2 separate regions of the Mus musculus genome follow, and region 2 is linked to region 1. Evidence: chromatin loops called from intact Hi-C (ENCODE). Cell type or tissue: left cerebral cortex. All regions are shown on one strand.

Evidence for each region. Peaks named below come from ENCODE experiments on the same cell type or tissue, not always from the same donor. Only the 100,000 strongest peaks of a DNase experiment are listed, where the experiment ranks them.
Region 2: a loop joins it to region 1, with 4 times the contacts of the local background. A loop is called at or near these places in 3 of 42 quality-filtered maps.

Annotation. Positions count from the first base shown.
Region 1 is chr9:53,343,572-53,346,071 of GRCm38, forward strand. All of the region lies in intron 3 of Exph5 (exophilin 5), which reads left to right. Among named protein-coding and RNA genes, the nearest start is that of Poglut3, 39 kb to the right of the region's middle. In left cerebral cortex, no CTCF peak of the experiment used is centred here; a DNase peak (open chromatin) is centred at 1,323; H3K27ac peaks cover 303 bases.
Region 2 is chr9:53,256,761-53,259,260 of GRCm38, forward strand. No RefSeq gene overlaps it. Among named protein-coding and RNA genes, the nearest start is that of Ddx10, 9.9 kb to the left of the region's middle. In left cerebral cortex, no CTCF peak of the experiment used is centred here; DNase peaks (open chromatin) are centred at 185, 1,274 and 1,596; H3K27ac peaks cover 2,190 bases.

The sequences.
Region 1 (2,500 bases):
CTGGTTTTGAGACAAGGTCTTTTTTTGTTGAAGCCAGGTTAGTCTCAGGTTCACTATGTAGCTCATACTGACCTTGAACTCCCAATCCTTCAGCCTCCGTCTTCTGGATTCTACAATTATAAATGTATCCCACCATGCTCGGCTCTATGCTTTGGTTTTCCCTTGGAAATGACACTGGAGAATAGACAATTTTTCTCAGAAAATAAAATGGGGAAGGGGTTTCATAATTTGGCAAGATATCCTTGTTTACTTTAAGGCCCAACTGGTAAAATTAGGATAGTTTCCCTCCCTACTCAGTTAATTCCCAACCCTGGTCCAAAACTCCCGTAGGATATGATGAGAAGACTTGAAAGAGAAAAATCAGAATCATGTAACTCTTACTAAAGTATATCATGTCTGTCCAAGTTTGTTATTATTCATTAGTGATATCTATGTCTTCCTATGTGTAGCATATGAATTAAGCATTAGGTATCTATGTATAAGAAAAATAAGATAACTATAGGATTTTGTTCTAACTGTGGTTTCTAGTAGCCATGAGGGATCTTAGAATGTATCCACCACACAAGGATAAGGGACACTGCAGCATATGGGGTGTTGGTAGTGGTGGTGGTATATATTGTCTTCTCTTGTTTTGCTTTGTTGAGAGAGAGTGGAACACTGTAGTCCAGGCTGGCCTAGAACTCTGTGTCGCCCAGTTTGACCTGGAACTCATTGCAATCTTCCTACCTGAGCCTCCTGAGTGTGGAATCTTGAAGTTTTGGTTTATTACTTTCAATGAACCAAAAAATTCATGAGAACGCAGTGCTCCCACCCATATGTTATAAAAGGTCACATGGCTTCCATTTCTGCCTCAGACGTGTCCTCTTCCTCCAAAACTCACAGTGTGCCCCAGCTTTCCCTTTATGATTTTTATGTTACTTGGAAAGGATTGAACTGACCCAAACCCCAGGAAGAAACACATTTATGCTTACCTTTTATTGATTGCTATTCCATGTACTCTAGACAGTCTAACGTAATGCGTGCAGCTCTCGTCAACACTTCCTGCAAGTGGGGTTTCCCAGGTCATGCTATAAGGTAGCTGGTGTATGGCCTATGGTCCTCAGCCCCCACCACAAAGTTTCAGTACCTCTGCTGTCCCACAGGCTCCCTCCGTGGAGTTTAGTAAGTGTCTGTGGTATACACCCTGGGCACTCTGACCTTCAGAGTAGCATCCTTAGCTGTTCCTTTCTTGGTTCAGATTCCCAGTTACAGAAATGACTCCCTCCTGACCATGATGAGGCAATATGTTCCAGCATGCTCCACCAGGAAGTCACACCCTCAGGGAGCCGCCAACCCTCTGTCCACCCACCATCTGAAAGCCACAGCCATATGCTCCTCCTGGTTTTGGCAATTTCGGAAATATAGGGTTTCTTTCTTTTTTTTTTTTTTCCATTGCTCTTTTCCTATGGTAATCCCCAAATGAAAACACAAGGGAACAAGTTTGCAAAGCTCATGAATAATATGTACAGTTAAAGCCCCCTTTCCTTGGAGAATTCCTATGGTGTACGGCACACCGGTGACTATCCCAGCATGGTTACACAGGGGCTGATAACCATGACTTCTGGATGAGAATTGAAGCCCACCCTTCTGTTCCTTAAAGATGATTTAATTCCCTTCAATGCGAGGAGCTTTGGTGGATCCACCTAACCACTTCTCAGACATGCCCAAATTTGCCTGATCCATAGGGCGTACACAGCTTGGGCCGTTCAGCTGCAAACTCTCTTACATAAGCAGAAAGGTCAGATACTATTTTGGAAAGTTAAAAGGCACATCGTATTTTCCCTGAATTTATATTCCTTGTGCCTCTTGCTCTGTCTTCCCTTCTTTCTCTTTCCCATTTTCTAGTTGAAAAAAATCCAAGCTGGAGTAGAAGACTCTAAGACCTTTAGCCAAAGAATTCAGAGTTAAAGAGATCTCTCCTTCTTAGGCTGTGATGGTAGGTGTGGTGCAGACAGATGAGCAGCTGGAAGAAGCAAGATGTGGGGAGAGTCTGAGTTTCATCCTGGGTAGCCAGTGGCTTCCTTGATCTGATTATCTTTATGAAGTTTGAGCCCCGTGAACAGTTTTACATGAAGAGATGGTCAGATCCTGGCTTTGGAATATAATTGAGGCAGCACACGGCTGGGAAAGAGGAACCTTTCTTTTTATTTCTCCAGGATAATTGGGAAGCCCTGCAGCTTCTTCAGACAAAGCTAATGGCTGTAACAATTCCCGACATGGGTGATAACAGCCAAGGCAATAAATAGCTTTACTTTTGTGTTCTGTCAAGCTTGTATCAAAGTCCCACCCAAGGATCAGACAGAGCATTTAGGGAAAGCGTGGACATAAAGCCAAGTCTCTTCCAGGAGGACTCTGTAATCTGATTGGCCCATGCAGTGGGTGGCTGGTTCACCTCAGAACTATTCAGTTTTGTTTTGTTCCTTCATTTTTGCTGCTGTTTGTTTTGGTTTTTGTTTCTTTG
Region 2 (2,500 bases), 87 kb before region 1:
TTTGACATGGGTTGCTAAGCCGAACTGAACATAATTATATCCTAGGACAGTCCTAAATTAGTGCATCAAACACCATCTGTTTTAGGCCGCCTCCCCACAGCCCAGCAATTATGCACTTTCCTCCATCTCAAAATTTCCTGTTTTTAGTGGATATTTCTCTTTGCTTTTTCTTTTTATAAGAGAATAATATAATTAAAGCACAGGTTCCCCTAATGGGCTGCTATTTCCCTGCCATTCCCCCTCTCCTTTTCAAAAGTATGAGGCAGGTATATTAAAACTATTTGCATATGCATAGTGAATTAGGAGTTATATAACCCTGCCACCAACTGTAGCTTGGCCATCCGTACTGTGCAGAAGATCTTTGTGAGCATGCTCAGTAAAGCATCCTTAGTGAAAAGTCTTGTAATAATCATCTGGGAGAGTTTTAAGTGATCTGCACATACCCGGGGTGATTTTGAACAAATATATGAGATCTATAAATATAGAGAGAATCTATATATGATCTATCTATATGATCATATATATGATATATCCTGTCTGTCTATCTATCTATCTATCTATCTATCTATCTATCTATCTATCTATCTATCTATGCACGGGAGACAGCTGCATGTATTGCACCCAGACATAGCTTAAAGCTGCCTGTAAGTCCCTGAGGGCAGGCCAGAGGAAATGCCTGATTGCTAACACAGCCACTTTTTACCACCTATCCTACCACCACCCCAGATCTCTTCTCTTTTATCTCTTTCTCTTACCTTTCTTTAATATCTGTCTTTGTTCTCCAGCCTATTATCCACTCAAGAGTTAAAGTGATCTAGTTAAAGTCCAAGCTATATTAGTTCACCCCTCTCCTCAAAATTCTCTAAGGTTCATTGTTCTACACAGCATAAAAGGGAAAGTCCTTACTGTGGGGTTTTGAATGGGATGGGAGAGGGTTCAAGAGGACGCTGACACTGATACTCCAGGATTGAGTTTGTTGTAAGAGTTGTTAATGCTGTAGACTGAGAGGTAAAGCTGAAACAGTGTGGCAGGGCTCCCAAGGAGAGCTGAGACCCCCAACACTAGGAATAGGGAGTGCATGTCAGTTCTCTGAAGACAATGGAAGTGGCAGGACCAGGGTCTGTTCTTTTTATCTTTTGAGGATGGGAAGGAGGTTTACAGCGAGTCAGCAGCCAGGCTCCCTGAATCCACACCCCTTTTCCCTTACCCCTCTCCCTAGGCGGGGGAAGAGGGTGGGGGGCAGGATATGCATGGAATAAATAGCCTTTGAGGCTATTTATTTCCTAGTGTGAAACCCTGCCCACTGTCTCTGCAGGGCTCCAGTCAGAGTCGGGAGACAGAACTGCTGCCCTACAGCTGCTCTATTCTATCCACCACTGCATCCTTACACTTGGGCCCTGTAAAGCTCCAAGTGGTCTGAAGGCATGCTTTTACCTCTCTAAAAACAGCGTGTCCCTGGGAAAGCAGGATCTAAAGAAAGGCAACTAAAGTCTCATGCAATAGCCAACTTTATTCAGAGCATAAGACAGTTTACACTCTTAGGGTTAAGAGAAGTCAACTGAGTAAAGTGTACAATCACAAGGACAGGCAGCACGTGGACAAGAACATGTGTTTCCAATATGGATATATGAACAACAACAGCTAAAGTAAGCTCACTCCTATTTGCTATACCGGGGAGGAGCACGGAAACGCATTCCAAGAACAGTTCTGTGTTTTGAAGAAACTTAGGTCACAAGACTTTCAGAGTTTTCTCACAAGCTTTCAGAATACTCAAGGGCTCCAGTCTTAACTGTGTTCCAGCAGCGTGCCATCTCCCTGACCTCATTTTCCAGTCCTCCTCACTCACAGTCTCTGCCCCAGCCATACCACCATCAATGCCTGTCCTTGAACATGCCCTGAGTATGCTTGCAGTCAGCTGTTTGCATCTGCTGTTTTTTTCTGGTATGGTTCAAATATTTTCCCCATAATCACCTTTTCACAAAGGCCTCCTACTGCTATCCTGACTTTACATATTCTCCTGGCATATTTTAATTTTTGGCCCCTAGAATATAACATATCTATAGATTTCCCCTAAGTTCCTTTCCTTCTACTAGAATATTGGCTTCCTGGGGAAAGACCATTGCTGGTTCACTCTCTGCTGCTATATTTCAGGGTCTGTGGAACAGGTGGGAAACACCGAGTGCTTCTTAAAGCATTCTTAAATACGTGTTGAGCAAATCAGCATAGGATTCAAGAAACATGTTAAGGGGTACTAGAGCAAATGGAATGTCCGGTTAGTCCAATCCTAAGTTTCTTAGATGCTGCACTTTGGTTCTCAAAACCCAATGATCAATCAGATCTAGACCCAAAGGCCTGCTCCCGGGAAAAGACCAGAGCACAGGCTCCATGGAAACCAGAGGACAGGGCCTCAGACGCTTTCTTCTGATTTCATGAAGGAGTCAAAGTCCCATGGGGATTGTCCTTCATCACTCCTTTGTGCCCCTGTGTCAATGCAGGTGAT